2 separate regions of the Homo sapiens genome follow, and region 2 is linked to region 1. A link is a loop called in an ENCODE intact Hi-C map of the cell type or tissue named here. Cell type or tissue: mammary epithelial cell. All regions are shown on one strand. Links, peaks and the distances in the headings refer to the core of each region. The heading gives the core; the rest is flanking DNA. Region 1 overlaps PEX14 (peroxisomal biogenesis factor 14). Region 2 has its middle 11 kb from the start of FBXO2.

Region 1 (8,982 bases), core at 716-8,715:
ATGCCTGTGGTCCTAGCTACTTGGGAGGCTGGGGCAGGAGGATCGCTTGAGCTCAGAAGGTTGAGGCTGCAGTGACCTATGACCGCAGCACTGCACTCCAGCCTGGGGTGACAGAGTGAGACCTTGTCTCTAGTTAAAAAAACAAAAAAAAAAAAAAGAAGAAGAAGGCCAGGCACAACAGCTCATGCCTGTAATCCCAGCACTGTGGGAGACTGAAGTGAGAGGATCGCCTGAGCCCAGGAATTTGAGACCCAGCCTGGGCAACAAAGTGAGACCCTGTCACTACCAAAACATATTATTTATTTAATTTATTTTTATTTTACTCTCACCACTTCTGTTCAACAACAACAACAAAAATTTCAAATGAGCTGGGTGTGGTGGCACACATCTATGGTCCCAGCTACATGGAGGTCGAGGCGGGAGGATCACTTCGGCCGGAAGGTGAAGGCTGCAGTAAGCCGTGTTTGCACACTGCACTCCAGCCTGAGCAGCACAGCAAGTCCCTGTGTCCAAAAACAAAGAAAAGTAGTTTTTAAAAGTCACTAGTAAGTAGAAATGAATATTCTCACAATGAATTCTTCTTTCCACCAGGGAAAGAAAAGTTAGGTAGCTGAGAGAAAGCCACATAGGGCAGTGTCTCTGTAGAAATATTTAATGCCAAGGCTGAAACACAACAGGCTGCACACTTCCAATTTTGCAAGTCCAGCACAGTCTTACACCGAAGGAAGAGTGCACCTAATGCATAGCCTGACCTGGGAAGTGGCCTTCAAAATGTTTTTTGTAATAAGGCATCCTATTATAACCCAGCGCACCATTCCCTGAGACAGGCGGTGGTATTCCGGATCACAACCCTGAAAGTCCGAGTCTTTTCGCCAGGTGCTTTCAAGCCAGGCACCTTACTGCCCCCGCTCTCCCTCTTAAGCACTCTCTCTTCCAAAGAGCATTCTGTTTGCTTTTCCCAAAGCACTCCCTGCCCTCTGCTATGGCCACTTAGTGAGGCACCACCCACACACACAGAGCTGCTAAAGGACTGCATAAAGCCAGAGCAGCTTCCAGCACAGGGCACGCCTAATAGGAGGGTCTGATCTGTTAATTATCTGTCAGTTTGTCACGGCTGGGCTGAGGAGGGGAGAATGATGAAAAGGGGGGTGTTAGGGGGAGGCCCTCTACTCGGTGGTGTGCTACTCTTCCTGAAATTCTGAATTCCGCTTTTGAAATCATTCACCCCCTGTTGGACAACGTGTAGTATACAGGGTGAAGAAGAGAGGATGAGAGTTTGGCTCGACTCCTTTTGACAGAAGTGGGGGCCTCTCCAACTCCACCACTACCACGACAAGCACACGGCAAGAAACACACTCCCTCACTTTCTCTCCAAGAGGACAAAACGGACATAACGACCTTCACACCATCTCTCCCCTTCACCGGCACTAACAAGCTGAGCACTGTAAATCAAGGATGAAATCCTTGTGCCAGGAAGGGAAGGAGAAGCATCTCTTCTGTAAAGAGCCCAAAGATGCTTCGGAATCAGCATTTCGGGCAAGGGCTGGGAACGCAGGAAGCACCATGCAGGCAACTGAAGGAAAAATATATATTTATTACATATAGCAGGCCTCCTTCTTCAAAAGTTATTTATTTCACAAAACCACTCTGCTAAATAGAGATTTCAATCTAATTGGAATTGGAATTTGCATATTGTAAATGCACCAAGTGAGAGTCTTGGACACTTGTGTTCTATTCTACAGTGTAAGGGTTCACCCGTGGATTTCCCAATATATACACTACAAGAATGTAAGAAAAGAGCACAGAGAACTGGCCTTTATATTTTATTTTTTCAGCCCTTCACAGAGGGTCCAGTCTGTGAAACGGGATGACGCTCTCAATATCCCCAAGGAGACAAAACCACTGAGGCAGAGAGGAGGTTCCCCCTGGCATCGGGTTTGCCATCAGCCGTGTGTAGCTGTTCAGTCTTGCAGGTCTGTGGAGCACCCCTGCCCACCACCCGGGGGAGGCAGGGAGTAGACCTCTATTCATCTAACCCTTAACCCTCCCCATCCCATCTACATATCAAATTAGCCATGCTTAATTAACAGAGATGCAAATAGTCAGGGACCGAAATAAAGGTTTTTGACAAGAAGCAAAGAGGGATACTTTTTTTTTAAGGAGAGGAGAGCGAAAAAGCACCCAAAACAAAAGGTCAACCTACAAATAACTGAGGAAATGAGAGAGAAAAGGCACAGGTCAGGACTTCCCATAAAGGTCTGAAATTTTCTGTTTGTAACTCAGGGTTCACATGGAAAAGTAACGCATGACAGAGGAAGAGACACTTCTGGGGAAGTCAAGTTGGGACAAAGGTTCTAGAGTCCACCATTTGCCTGGGACTTACTTCCCTAGACTGCATTCAAATTGGGCTTCTGCTCCCTGCTCCCCTCACTCATTTCAAGAAAGAAATTATTTAATTTTTTTCAAATACTGAATCCCTAAGGCCCAAAGATGTGCCGTTTCCTCAAAAACTAAGCATCTTCTAGTTCACAGCAACTCCTTTCTGCCCCCCATATACTCTGACAATGCTAGCCTCTCGGTCACAGGGTGTAACCTTCATTTAAAAAAAAAAAAAATCACAGGTTCTGCTTCCCATTTAGAAAAAAAAAAAAGAACAAAATGGAAAGAAAGAATAAATATGAATTTGGAGGGGAATTCTGCCAAAACCTGAACCTCCAAAATCTGGTTCAGCCACATTCTTGCCCACAACCAGTACTTCTCGGTGCCTCCCTACATTTTTCAAAATGCAGCTGCACAACCTCTTAAAATTCAGATTTCTAGCACCTATAATTACAGGCCTCTCAAGCCAGGCTCCTTTAATTAATGAGCCTGACTCCTCTCTCTTCAAAGGAAGTCTGCATACGGGCTATATCAGAGGGTGAACCGACCCGATCAGTGCCTATCTGATCACTGCCTGATGCAGCCAGCACTCTGCCCCCAATAGGAGAGGGAGTTGCCCCTCACCCCCACCTCCACTGCCCAGTTCAACACATCTCAATCTGGCACAAGCCAATTGTGCAGTTAAGGCCATCAAACAGTTCTTGGAACTTAAGGGAAGAGAAAGCAGCTTTGCTGGGTGTGACCAGCAAAATCCAAAGAGAATTCGATTCTCCCTGGTTCACGTGCTCCTCTGACCTCACTTCTTCCTACTGCTGGGGTGAAATGCAGAGTGCAGGCTGAAGACAGTCACTGGTCAAGGCTGGACAAGCAACAGAGGGAGCAGGCTTGGGCTCTGAAAACTGGAAAAGAAAAGAACAAACCGAGGTCTGACCGTCATCCCAAGGCTGAACTAAAACTGCAAAGAAAGGCTCTGCCATCTTAAAACAAAACATGTGGAGAAGGGCTTGTGAGGCACGGCTGTTGCTCTCCAGGTCTAGAGAAGAATCTGAGCACATCCCAAGGACAGCCCGTGACCTCGGGATCACTCACCAGGCTGTCCTCACCCATTCTCCAAACTACTTTCTTTCTAAACCAATACCTGACGACCAGTTTTTAAAGTACTGGTTTTCCTTCTGGCTGTTCTGGGGCAGCTCAGCCTAATCTGTTTGTATCTGCTTCAGATGCCAAGTCAACCCATAGCTATTCTCCTGCAAGTAGCTAGAAGCTGGTTTGTACCCATGTTAGCTGGGAGACCAGACTGTCCTTGGCCACAACAAAGACTAGAAAGGGTTGCAAACAAAGTCACAGATGCCAGCACAGACGAGGCTTGGGTCAAATCAAGACAATCCCAGGTAAAGTTTCAGGCAGGAGATTTGAGATCCTGTAAAAGACTCCCACGGACCTGGCAATAATGAAAACAGGTTTGGTTCAGTCACCGCCATCTGATAACCGTTTCTCAAGGTCCCACGGCAAACCTAGTGGGTCCCACAGCAAACCCAGTGGGACAACATTTGCATTACTGACCAAATAGACACACTCTTCTACAAAGAGAGACAAAGTTCTCAGACTATGTACTCAGTAACACAGTTTCTACAGTTCTTCTAGTTTCTCATCTGTGATTTGGACTATAAAACAGGGCTAGGGAACAACCAGAGAACAGCATTAGCATTAATAAATGAAAACTTAAGACACATAGGCCTGGCTTCTTAGTTCTGCCCAGGGTATTTCACAGTGCAGATGTCAAAAATTGAATTAGATCATTCGGTATTCTGCCAGAAAAGGAGTTTCCAGTGACTTTCTGCTATTGCAAATACAATTTTGGAAGAAAGGGGAAAAAACAGTAGCATCAGTCTACCCAATGGTTAAACCCTCAAATCAAAGTAAGGTATGATCACAGACCACTGAGTCTAACTCCATGGCACCTGTCTTGTTTCCTGGCATGGCTACCTGCCATCGTTATGCCCAACACACAGAGGCTAATATAGGATATCGTTTCTGCTCTCCCATTAGATCCAGTCTTCAAATCTGTCAGCATGTCACAACCTGGATCCCCTGACCACAGCACACAGTGGAGTTCCAGGCTGAGACATGACAGGCTGATCACAAGGAGCAGCCACTTCCTTTTTCTCAAATCACAAGCAGACAAGCAGCCAGAGCCGGGTGAAGGATTTTTTACTTTGGTTTGGTTTTTCAACCAAGACATTCTCAAAGTTTATTGTTCTATGAAGTGGAAACATTTAGTTTTCTAACAAACAATTAGAAGCACAGGAGTAGAGAACATGAAACTGAGAACGAAGCTCAGGATACACAAAAATAAGAGGCTGGGAGGCAGCTGAGATCAGGAATGTCCAGGGATCCTCGGCCACACAAGCCGGCCAGGCACTCTCTTTCCAGGGTGTCTCAAGGGGAAATCACCCATCGATCCTGGGACACACGAGTTCTAGGACCAATCCCTTACCTCAGAACAGCCTCGGCCTCAAATTCCTGCTTGCGCTTTAATGTTTAAATTATTAAATGCATTAATGTATTTACATTATTCAAGTCTTATGTGCATTTTTCTAAGATAATTTATGTATAAGAGTTTGAATGTCCATGACTGTTAATGTCTACAACCCTTCCTGTTCATTATTGATTCTGGAAGAAAAAAAAAAAAGTCAGAGTTTTAATGCCTTATTTTTAATGTATTAAGAGTCTGAATAAGTGCATTCTCTTTTTTCTTTTGTAATTTCATAATTTAAGTAGTGCATTTATTAAACTGACACAGTATGAATTGTGGTGAAGCCTGGCACAGATCCATGCTGCTGGAGAGCCCGCTGGAGGACGGAGCCCACTCTTCTGTGACCAGGCAGCAGCCTGGCTCTCCCTCTGCGCTCTCTTCCCACCTACACAGGGGCAGGCGGCAGGGGAGTGGCAAGCATTTGCCCAAGGAGATTTTCTCCCTCCTTTTTCAAGTTCTTGCCCAAATCAGCTCTCCTTGTTACCCAGGCTTTTAAGGGGGACAGTTTTCTGCACACAGAAGTTCTCATCTAGATGCACTGCAGGTGATAGCAGAACAGATCGCAATCAGTACACAATTTTCAAGAACAATAAAAATGCCAGAAGCTTGGTGTAGCAAAAACAAGCAAACAACTACTTTTTTAAAGGAATCTCCAAATGAGAGACAAACATCTCAAAGAGACAACACCTCCAACTCAAGCAGAAAAACTTCTTTCTTTTGAAATCCAGTTTCCCCAGCAGATAACCCCTCTTTCTCCTATAGCCAGTAGAGCGACAGTGACACCCAATGGCCTATTAGTTCAATCCCAACTGAGCATTCCCCAATGGCTTTCCCTTGAGTTGCGTCTTAGGCCCAAAGTTCCTGTGTGAACGTGGAACCTTGAACAAAATAAGGTATTAGCTACTCACCAAGAAGGTGAATCGCTAATAGACCAATTTCCTGCCAGGACATTGAACAAACACTGTATATTGTTACACACGTGCACAAACAACACAGTATAGCACACCTCACTATGGCATCTTTCTGGCGGGTGACGACCACGTGCGTACACAGGCGCTCGCACATACACACATACAGATGCACAATACGTGGGCTGAGCAGCACCGTACAAATCAACCTGAACTGGGAGAAAGGATGACAGAAGTTTCTCACTGCTGTTTTAGAAGGTGACTCTGCCGTTTCTAACACCATACACACACACACACACACACACACACACACACACACACACACAGAGGCATAGATTATTTTATACATTTTTTCCTTTTTTTCTATTTCCTTCTTTTCTTTCTTCTTTTTTTCTTTTTTGGCTACTCATTACCATTCTTTAACTGTTACAATTTATATCAGCATATAATGTTAAATAATTACAGGGAGCGGAGCTCACTCTAGTGAGGATATAAACGCGCTGTGGGAATCTACAGATTTAAACAAATAACACTCACAGCAGGGGGTGAGCGGATGAATTAGCATTAATATCCTGCCTGGGAGATCCCAGTGCACTGGTACTGCTTAAATACAGATCTTTTCTGTAACAGTCAATATGACAGCTCCCGGCAATACGGCCCCTTTCCCTTTCCCAGTCAATATAGCAGCCAGTGAAAATAGAAACGTCCCTATAGCAATCAATATAGCAGCCAGCTAAAATAAACCCTTCCCTTTTAAGGGCTATATAATAGTCAGCTAAATGGAAGAATTGGCACCCCTGCTGGATAGCTCAGCAGAGAAGCCAAGGAATGAGCAGGCCATGAGCACTAAATGATCCTTCTGTTCCTCAGAGGCCCTGCCCAGGGAAGGGGAAGATATCCTTAGGTAGAGAACCAAGAGGGAACCTGCGAGGGACACTTGGCTCCCAGGCCCTAGGAGTAATTACCCATGTCCTAAGCAGGCTATCGGGCCACCCCTCACTGCAGTTCAATTAAAACGGCCAGAAACTTTAGAATCCTTGTTCAAGCTGTCGGCTGGAACAGGGGAACACACTGGTCTTTGGTGGGAACTGAGACCATGTTGACTCAAACCCCGCCACCATCCTGTTCCCACCTTAGCCTCAGAAGGGTAGAGTATTATGTGAACAGCCTGTGGTTTTCTGATTTCTAGAATCAGGGATAGCAGCTATGTTAGAATCAGACAACCAGCCAGGTGGGTGAAAAACAGCATTCTATGTGGAATCCTACCCCAGTGTATATACAGAACTCACTTTCAAAACTCACAGCCATCAATTTGTTAACTATTGTGAAAACACGCTATTTTCTCCCACTCACATCATAGAAAACACTCTCACACTCTCCTTCATTGGAGGCATACAGGAAAAAAAATGTATTCTAATATAAGTCAAAGGATGGCTCACCCTGAAGGCCAAAAGAGACCAAAGGCCTTTTATAAAAGAAGGAAAAGGGCCGGGCACGGTGGCCTACGCCTGTAATCCCAGCATTCTGGGAGACCAAGGTGGGTGGATCACGAGGTCACGAGATCCAGACCATCCCAGCTAACACGATGAAACCTCATCTCTACTAAAAATACAAAAAATTAGCCGGGCGTGGTGGCACACGCCTGTAGTCCCAGCTACTCAGGAGGCTGAGGCAGGGAATCGCTTGAACCCGTGAGGCGGAGGTTGCAGTGAGCCGACATCACGCCACTGCACTCCAGCCTGGCGACAGAGCAAGACTCCATCATAAAAAATAAAAGTTAAAAAAAAAAAGAAGGAAAAGAACAGGGAGCATTTCATTTAAAAACGATCCTATGCATCTGAATATATTGTTCTTTTTCATTATAACTAGCTACTTCTAAAATTAGTTCAGTTGGATTTAAGGATTTGACAAATGTGGAATATAACCACCGACGCCAGTGCAGGTTTCCAACCAACACCCCTGAAGTTAATGCTGGGATTCTGCTATGCTTCAAAGCAGGCGAACATCAGGGATCCACCCCACCTTCATTAAAATTCCACAATCTGTCTGCCATCCTTTGGATGAATCCACAGAAGTCTCTGTTTCCCTGGCCAGGTGTTTCAACACCCAGCAATGCTCATGTCATCAATCAGGTGACTTAGTCAAGTGCCACAGTGTTGGGTATCAGAAAAAAAGATCCAGAAAGTCCTGGTCTGAGAGCTCTAGTCCTTAAAAATTTAGACTTGGGCCAGGCACGGTGGCTCACGTCTGTAATCTCAGCACTTTGGGAGGCCGAGGAGGGCAGATCACGAGGTCAGGAGGTCGAGACCATCCTGGCTAACATGGTGAAACCCTGTCTCTACTAAAAATACCAAAATTAGCCGAGCGTGGGGGCAGGCGCCTGTAGTCCCAGTTATTCGGGAAGCTGAGGCAGGAGAATGGCGTAAACCCGGGAGGCGGAGCGTGCAGTGAGCCAAGATTATGCCACTGCACTCCAGCCTGGGTGACAGAGCAAGACTCCGTCTCAAAAAATATATATATTTAGACTCAACACCCCACCTAAGCCATAAGACTGAGCAGAAATTCTAGTATGTGACACCTCTGGAGAGAAACAGGTTAACACAATCAAGCCTCTCTTCTGGCAATACACGTGTTGATGAGGTCCTGCAGTCCACAGAAGACTTGGAAGTCAAAGAGGTCACAGGTCCCAGAGACCACAGAAGTCAGAGGTCCCACGGGCCACAGAGGTCAGAGATCTCACAGGCCACAGAAGTCAGAGGTCTCACAGTCCATGGAATTCAGAGGTCCCTGGGTCCACAGAAGTCACAGTCCCACGGTCTATGGAAGTCAGAGGCCCCACAATCCACAGAAGTCATAAATTCTAGAGTCCACAGAAGTCAGGAGTCCATAGTCCACAGATGTCAGGGGTCCCTCCATCTCTAGAAGTTATAGGTCCTACAGTTCATGGCAGACTTTCCTAGGAAAATTTAAACTCTGATGTGCATGGTCATTTCCATTTCTAAACCCTACACAAAAATCTGAGGGGAGACACGCTCAATCAGATAGCATTAAAGCTGGAAAGAACGCACCATGATGTTAGCAAAAACCACTTCAACTACTCATGCCATTAGAGTCATCAAAGGGGGGAGGCAGGAAGGAAGGGAGGGACAGAGAAAGAGA
Region 2 (8,982 bases), core at 719-8,718, 1.1 Mb before region 1:
GTAGGGCTCCAGCTGCTCTGGTTTCCAGCGGACCTTGGGCCAGTATGGAGTCAGCTGGGCCCGGCCTTGCCAGGGAGGACAAAGCTGGGATTGTGAGACCAAGGAAGGTTGAGCTGAGCCTGGCGCCTGACCGACACCCAAGCTGCCCAGAGGCCAGAATAGGGCATGTTGGCGGGGGGGCTGCCCTCCAGGCCTCTCTTGGTCCAGTGAGTATCCTAAGCCTTGCTATGACCCCCCATCCTTTACTAAAGGCAGAGTGGGGTTGGGGGTGTACCAGTTCTCAGGGCCCGGGTGACCAATAGCAGCATGTGGGTAGAGCCCTGAGCGGCCCTGCTTCCACCCTCCCCCAGCTGCTTGGAAGGGTAGAGGCTGGGAGTAGATAGGCCTTAACTTAGTCCATAGCGTCCTCACCTTCCCCAAACCTCCACAGCCCTTCATCAAGCTGGGCCCCTAGGGCAAGGTGTCAGTTCCTTTGTCTGATTGGCAACTGGGGTGGGTGTGGACTGTGCTAGGGTCTAGGGTACCAGTTCTCTTGGGCCCAGGGATGGAGGTGAGGGGCCTGGGGTAGGGGATGGGAGGTGGGGATGGGGAAGCACAAAAAGGATTGGTTTGGGGTTTCTCTTAGTTCGTGCCCACCCCCTGGAGTCATTAGCATCTGGTCTCATTGGCCCTTTTCCAAACCTGGCCCAGAGGTTGGCCCAGGCTTTGGCCTGGGGGAGGGGAGGTGGGGAGGGTCTTGTGCCAGACTCTGTGCTCCGGCACGCTCCTTCCGGCCGACCCAGCCCCTTCCAAAGACTGTCAGCTGCTGGTCCTAGGGGTGGGCATTTGAAGGGCCTGGAACCCTCTGCCCTCCTCTCCTGAAATGGAGACCAGTAAAATCACCGAGAGTCTCCAGCTTTGCCTCGGTTCTGAACCCTGATGCTACCTGCTGTTCTGGTGGGATTGCAGGGTTCAAGCTGGGGCCTGCCTGCAATTGTTTATTCATTCACTAGTTCATTTATTTACAATTCCCAGAGCCCCAACCCCAGGCCAGGTCATGTGTGGGGGCCCTGAAGTTACGGTGGGGAATAAGAGACTCCTTCCCAGGAAGAATCAGCAGCCTGGCCACATGAAGGGTGGGACCCAAGGGGAGGGGGAGCCAGTGTCCTGGGCCCTCCAGTGCAGTGGTGGAGATGCAGCCCCTGCTCTGGGGGCATCCTCAGTCTGACAAGGGAGACAAAACCTTGACTTCAGAAAACTCTCAGTTTCAAGGGAGAGGCATAACCTCTTCCATAAGGATGCCCTCCGTCCTGTCTGGGGGATTTCAGTCTGCTGGGGAAGGCACAGTCCATGTTCACCCGAGCTGCCAATCAGACAAAGGAACTGATGCCTTGCCCTCAGGGTCCAGCTTGATGAAGGGCTATGGAGGAACAGGCTCACCCCATGAGCTCCCATGCTTAGGGGTGGGAGACTAAGGGTGGGCATGTGGGGAGCCAGGTTAAGAGGAGATGGGGTGAGTGGAGAAAGGACCGGAGCCTGCACTGGGCTATGGGAGGAAACTGAAGATGGAGACAGGTCATGGGCATGAGGGGCCAGGAGGCCAGGTAGGGCCTGGCCCTTCAAGGACTGGAGGTCAGCATAGGAATGTGGGGGGTGTGGAATGTGCTGCAGGTGGAGGGGAGCGCCCCTGAGTTTCAGGTGCGCATGGGACGTTCGGGAAAGAGGCCCATAAAGAGTGTGGGGCCCTGGGCTGCCGATGCAGGTATAGGAGTTGCAGTGTCTGTGGCCAGCAACCAAAGCCAAGGGCGGGAACAGGTGCAGAGTGAGGCAGGAGAGGCCTCTGGGCTCACGACAGACCGGACTGACCGGGGACAGGGAAAGCAGGGCAGCCAGGAAGGCAGGGAGATGGGTGGGAGGAAGGTGCAAGACCAGAAGGCCACCTGCAGCCAAGAGCCTGAGGAAGGAGCCAGAAGCCCTGCCCAGAAGCCCAGAGGCTCTGAGCCTGCTGTGGTCTCTCCCCAGAGCATGGGGCCCTCAGAGGAGACCGGAGGGGCCTCAGGCTCACTCTTGCTGTCACTAGAGGGACATCGGGTACACCAGTGGTGTTTAGGTCAGGAAGATAAGACAACTGCTTCTCAGCCTTCAAAGGGCTGTGTGAGGTGGGCCAGAAGGCTCACTGGGCATAGGGCACGTCCTATCACACCACCCTACAGTCCAGTCAGGTGGGACAGGGGAGAGGGCATGGTCATCCCTTTTACGGTTTTCTGGCAAGTGACACAGAGTAACTGGAGAAGCAGAAGCTCCCATCCAGGCACATCTGGCTCTTAAGTGAGTGCTCTTAACTCCTCTCAGCATTACTGTCCCCTACCCTGGAGGACAGAGCTGGACCCACGTGTAAACGTTATAGGATGGCATATACCAGCTGCCTGTAAGGAAAAACCTGTGTGGCGTCCAGCAGGGGGCACCCCAGGGCTGTCTCTAGGACAGTGGGGACAGTTGAAGCGAGAGACAGCAGATAGGGCTTTCATGTCTCCTATGATCCTATTTTTTATTTAAAATTTAAAAAAAAAATTTTAGAGACACGGTCTCACTCTGTCACCCAGGCTGGAGTGCAGTGGTGTGATCATGGCTCACTGCAGCCTCAATTTTCTGGGCTCAAGCGATCCTTCCACCTCAGCCTCCTGAGTAGCTGGGATTGCAGGCACGTGCCACCACACCAGGCTAATTTTTATTTTTTATAGAGATAGGGTCTTGCCATGTTGGTCAGGCAGGTCACAAACTCCTGACCTCAAGCAATCCTCCTGCCTCGGCCTCCCAAAGTGCTGGGATTATAGACGTGAGCCACCGTGCCTGGCCAGTTCTTCCTAATCATTTGATATTTATTGAGCACCTACTATATGTAAGGTAGGGACAAAACAAAGTCTCTGGTCTCTTGGAATATACAGTCTAGATGGAGAAACATAACACAAGCAACTAAATGAGTGAACAAGATAATTACCCACATGAGATAGCCCTTCATCAATAAGCCAGGCACTACTCTAAAAGCTTTATCTATATTAATTTGTCATAATAACCTCACGAAGTGGAAACTGTGATTACTTCCATTTTTACAGATGAGAAAATTGGGCCAGGTGCAGTGGTTCACACCTGTAATCCCAGCACTTTGGGAGGCCAAGGTGGGTGGATCACCAGAGGTCAAGAGTTCGAGACCAGCCTGACCAACATGGTGAAACCCTGTCTCTACTAAAAATACACAAAAATTAGCCTGGGTAAGAAGAGCCAAACTCAGTCTCAAAAAAAAAAAAAAAAAAAAAAAAAGAAAGAAAAGAAAAATAAAATTGAAGCACAGAGAGATTAAGCAACTTGCCTTAGGCCATACTGCTAAGAAGTGATGGAACTGGAATTCTTTTTTTTTTTTTTTTTTTTTTTTTTGGTACGGAGTCTTGCTTTGTCTCCCAGGCTGGAGTGCAGAGGCGTGATCTCAGCTCACTGCAACCTCTGCCTCCCGGGTTCAAGCAATTCTCCTGCCTCAGCCTCCCGAGTAGCTGGGATTACAGGCGCCCGCCACCACACCTGGCTAAGCTTTTTTTTGTATTTTTAATAGAGATGGGGTTTTACCATGTTGGTCAGACTGGTTTTGAACTCCTGACCTCAAGTGATCCACCTGACTTGGCCTCCCACAGCGCTAGGATTACAGGCATGAGCCATCACGCCAGGCGGGAACTGGAATTCTACTCAGCCACTTAGGCACTTGGCCTCTGTAGTGTAGAGAGTGAGGGCAGGAGTGCTACTTTGGTTGGGGTGATCAGGGAGGACCTGTCTGAAGAAGTGACTTTTTTTTTTTTTTTTTGAGATGGAGTCTCACTCTGTTGCCCAGGCTGGAGTGCAATGGTGCTATCTCAGCTTACTGCAAACTCCACTTTCCGCATTCAAGCGATTCTTGTGTCTCGGCCTCCCGAGTAGCTGGGATTACAGGCGTGCACCACCATGCCCAGCTAATTTTTTTTTTTTTTTAATAGAGACAGGGTCTCACCATGTTGGCCAGGCTGGTCTTGAACTCCTGGCCTCAAGTGATCCACCTGCCTTGGCCTCCCAAAGTGTTGGGATTGCAGGCATGAGCCACGGCGCCTGGCTGGAAGTGACACTTGAATCACATGATGACGAGAAACCAGCCATACGGCTCTGGGGAAAGAGCACTGCAGAGGCAGCCAAAGGCTCCGACATGGGAATGAACTTATTCACAGGTCAGAAAGGCAGCCAGCATGGCTGGAGCAGTGAGCAAGTGAGGAGGTGATCTGACGTGAGCTTGGAGATGTAGGAAGGTGACCCAGAGAGTTTCCTGAGGACCTACTATGTGCTCTGCCCTATAAGATATAAATGCTCTAGGAAGCAGATATGATATCGTTTCCATTAAGGAAAAACCTTTGCTCTGTTCAGCAGGAGCTAGGGATGGGGGTTTAGACATCAGCTGCTGACAATCTTGTTTGATGAAACCAAATTTCCCAAGAGTAGCAGGATGATCAGGATGATGATGATGGTGATGATGCTGATGGCAGCAATGATGGCGATGACAGGCATTTGCTGAGGACCTAGAGCGCCAGTTCATGAGCTCAGTGCACAGGCTCATTTAATCTGTGCAGTGGCCCCCTTAGATAAAAGAGCTAAGACTCAGAGATGCAGGGTAGCTTGCCAGGGTCATGCAATGAATAAGGAGTTGAAGCTGGCTTTCCAGCTTAAGTCTTTTTTTCTTTAAATTGACATTTTATATGTGTATATAGACTTTTAATTAACATTATTTTCACAGAGCCAAGCAAACATTTTCAGTCCGCAGGAGGGAAAGAGGGGAGTTGTGGGTTGTGTTGCTGTTTTTTTTTTTTTTTTTTTTTGAGATGGAGTCTCGCTCTGTCGTCCAGGCTGGAGTGCAATGGCGCAATCTCAGTTCACTGAAACCTCCGCCTCCCAGGTTCAAGTGATTCTCCTGCCTCACCAGCTTAAGTTTTAATGACTTTGCTGGGGTACAGAATCAGAAGGGGCCACATGCTGGGGGACAGAGCAAGGACAGAAGCTGGGGGCTCCCAGGTGAGGAAGAGCAGAAAGAGTTGGAGATGACGAGGACACTGGGCTCCAGAGTGTCTGTGCGTACCATTACCCCAGGCAGTAGGAGGGATGCTAGGTGTTTGGGGGCTATTTTGGCTAAGTGGTCAGGGAAGGTAAAATGAATTTCCTCTTAGATTTCTCAGTGGAAACATATGTTTAACAATTTGGTAATGGAAAAGTCCCTCTTCCCCTTTCTGATTTCTTTTTCTTTTTTTGAGACGGAGTCTCGCTCTGTTGCCAGGCTGGAGTGCAGTGGCGCGACCTCTGCTCACTGCATCTCTACCTCCCGGGTTCAAATGATTCTCCTGCCTTAGCCTCCCAAGTAGCTGGGACTACAGGCGTGCGCCACCACGCCCAGCTAATTTTTGTATTTTTAGTGGAGACGGGGTTTCACCGTGTTGGTCAGGCTGGTCTCGAACTCTTGACCTTGTGGTCCGCCCACTTCGGCCTCCCAGAGTGTTGGGATTACAGGCGTGAGCCACTGCACCTGGCCTCTGGTTTCTTTACCTTAAAAATCTGGATTTTTGTGTACGCGGTGTATTCAGTTGTGGACATGGTATATTCAATTGTGCACATAGAGGGAGGGAAGGGCCAGTTCCTCCAAGTACCACTAGGTGTCAGCATTGTCAAGGCTGTCCCCAAGCTGTGTCTGTCCTGCCCATTTCTCTGCGGAGGAAAAGTCGAATTTGAATCCAAGTCCTGGTCTCTTCCCATTGTTTGGGGCTGAGCCTGGCTCTTCAGGGGCTGGGATTTGGTGCTGCTCTGACCCCAGAGGCTGTATGAGAAACATTTAGGAGGCTAGGTCTCCAAGGCCTGGGAGGCCCCTGGGTCTCACCCCAGGCCACATAGCAAGGGCTTTGGATGGCTGGACTCCCCTCCAGAGCTGGGCCCCTCCCAACTAGGGAGGGCTGGTGGTATCCTGGGATCTAGCTCCAAGTAGGTCTGGGAGTCTAGAACCCCCCCAAGTCCATCTCCACCTCGGCAGAGCCCTGGGCCTTGCTTGATGGTGCCAGGCCTGCAGTGAACACAGAACACCCAGACAGATCCAATCCTGAGTTCCTGGTGCATAATGACTTTGCTATTTCCCACCACCGTAAATTAAACCTAATCTTGTGTTGACTCTGCTGAACAAGGAGAATAATGAAGAAGATTAAGATGAGATGGTATTCATTCTCCTCCAACAAAAGCCAATTAATTGTCAGTAGGATTACTGCCTGGAGCCAGGAGCTGCTTGCTAGGAGCTCTGCAGACAGGATGGAACAGGGCTGAGGGCCATTCGCTAGGGTTGCCACTGGGGTCTGCTGGTCATGCAGCAGGAAATATTGCAGGTAGATGTTAGGGAGAACTGCCAGAATGAAGGAGGGGGCTGGCACCAAGGAGGAGGGTGCAAAGAGCTTGGAATCACTCACAGAGGTGATGTTTCTAAGGCGTGGAGGGGAACGCTGTGGAAGTTCCCAGCCACCTGACCATGTCCATCCGAGGCCCCCTGGGACCTTCCCCTGACCATGTCCATCCGAGGCCCCCTGGGACCTTCCCCTGCCTTTCTGCGGTCACCTTTGATGAATGAAGCTGCATTCAGGGGTCTCTGGCTTCCTCCCCACTCTGCTTTTTTTCCTCCCTTCCTCTCCTAGGAATCAGGGAGGCCATTTGTCCAGTGTTAACAGCTTGGGTTTAGAGACAGAAACATGGCCAGGCGCGGTGGCTCACGCCTGTAATCCCAGCACTTTGGGAGGCTGAGGCGGGTGGATTGCTTGAGGTCAGGAGTTCCAGACCAGCCTGGGCAACATGGTGAAACCCCGTCTCTACCAAAAATACAAAACAATTAGCTGAGCCTGGTGGCACACGCCTGTAGTCCCAGCTACTTGGGAGGCTGAGGCATGAGAATCGCTTGAACCTGGGAGATGGAGGTTGCAGTGAGCAGAGATCGCACCACTGCACTCCAGCCTGGGTGGCAGTGAGATTTTCTCTAAAATAAAAATAAAAATAATTAGAGACAGAAACACTTGGGCTTCACCTGGCTTTGCCCCTTGTCCTCAACCACACAAATGGAACCTACGATCCTCACCTGCCAACCTGGTTTGATACTCCCAGGCACTAATGTGCCTCCAGTTCCTGCACCCACTAGATTCTTGGAACAAGACAGTGAAGCTGAATGGAGTGGCCTGACTGCTGTGGGCCGTTGCCAGAAGGTGAGGGAACCAACATTTGTTGGTCTACTGCTGCATTATCTCATCGACTGCCTACAGCAGCCTCCTCGGGAGGCTTTATTTTGTCATCACAAAATTTATTGAAGAGGAAACCGAGGCTCAGAGAGGTGGGGCCCTTGGTCGAGGTCACCAAGCTGTAGGCTGCAGAGTTGGCTGGGACGGGGCTTCTGTCGCCATGGCCCCCAAAGCTTGAGCCCTTTCCTCATCTGCACATTGCTTCGTGCACATGGAAGGCATTCAGTGTGTGCTGGCCGGATGAATGAAACGCTCATCAAATGCTATTTCTGGTCCAGTAAGTTCCGTTTCAGACTCTCCCACATCCTGATAACTCCCAGAAGTAAATGGATTGTGTGTGATTTGTGAAATTCTTCTTGGTAATTCTTGGCAACTCACCTACCTCACTACTACTGTGAAGAAAACTCTACCCTCCCATCCAGATCTAAGTTTGCTTCATTTACTCGGATTGATGAGGTTTTTTTTTTTAATTTTTTTTTATTTTTTTTTATTTTCTGAGCATGGCAAAAGTAGCCTCAAAGTCCAGTTTTACAATCTATGCTATCTCAGCACACGCTGAGCACTCACCATGTGATAGGTGTGTTCAAAACATCACCTGTGTATGGTTTTATTTAATCCTCCAAGCACATCTGTGTGCTATTATTCCCATTTCAGAGGCTGAGATGAAACTGAGGCCCAGAGACGTGCATTCTCGCCCCAGGTCACACAGCAAGGGCTTTGCATGGCTGGAATCCCCTCCAGAGCTGCCTCTCCTCGCCCCCTGTCACCACCTGCAGGCTTTCCTGGGTGAAGTGATTCTTGCGGAGGGATTCTAGTCCTCTGTGCAGACAGGAATTGTGGTGGAGGCCGTGGGCTTCCGGGTTCAGTTGGAATTGGTGGAGTTTTCTGTGTCCCACAAATCACACACTTAGACTCAGCCTCAGGAATTGATCTTTGGTTCATATGTGGAAGGATTTACCACTTAAGCTTTTTTTTTTTTTTTTTTTTTTTGAGACGAAATCTCACTCTGTTTCCCTGGCTGGAGTGCAGTGGCATGATCTTGGCTCACTGTAACCTCCACCTCCCAGATTCAGGTGATTCACCTGCCTCAGCCTCCAAGTAGCTGGGATTACAGGTGTGCACCACCACACCTGGCTGTTTTTTGTATTTTTAGTAGAGATGGGGTTTCACCATGTTGGTCAGGCTGGTCTCGAACTCCCGGCCTCAAGTGATCCGCCCGCCTCGACCTCCCAAAGTGTCGGGATTACAGGCGTGAGCCACTGTGCCCGGTCACTTAAGCATTTACTCAGCACCTTCTGCGTGTCAGCACCTTGTTATGCTTTGAGGATACAACAGTGAACCAATGAGGTCCTTGTCCTCTAGGAGCTCACAGACTAGAGGGAGAGAAGGATCTGGGTTCCCAGTTCTGACCCTCCCCAGGTGTGTGACCAGTTAGTGCCTCAGTTTCCACATCTGTAAAATGGGGATGATTTTGTTACTTACCTGATAGGATTGTTATGAGAATCAAATGAATTAATATAGGTAAGACACTTAGATCAAGGCCTGCACATAAAAGGTGCTACATACAAGTTTGTTAAATAAAATGGACAAGTCTGGCAACTATAGTCTAATAATAGTAAAAGGGTGGTGAGGGGAAGCCTACTGAATTTTAGAGGAGGGACATCTAACATAGACCTTGATCAGG

What was found. A loop is a pair of places that touch in the nucleus more often than their neighbours do. Peaks named below come from ENCODE experiments on the same cell type or tissue, not always from the same donor. Only the 100,000 strongest peaks of a DNase experiment are listed, where the experiment ranks them.
Region 2: a loop joins it to region 1, with 7 times the contacts of the local background. A loop is called at or near these places in 2 of 110 quality-filtered maps.

What each region holds. Positions count from the first base shown.
Region 1 is chr1:10,511,324-10,520,305 of GRCh38, reverse strand. All of the region lies in intron 2 of PEX14 (peroxisomal biogenesis factor 14), which reads right to left. Among named protein-coding and RNA genes, the nearest start is that of PEX14, 41 kb to the right of the region's middle. In mammary epithelial cell, for the core only: a CTCF peak has its summit at 5,699; a DNase peak (open chromatin) is centred at 4,495; H3K27ac peaks cover 1,624 bases.
Region 2 is chr1:11,639,316-11,648,297 of GRCh38, reverse strand. No RefSeq gene overlaps it. Among named protein-coding and RNA genes, the nearest start is that of FBXO2, 11 kb to the left of the region's middle. In mammary epithelial cell, for the core only: CTCF peaks have their summits at 2,434 (motif pointing right) and 5,685 (motif pointing right); no DNase peak of the experiment used is centred there.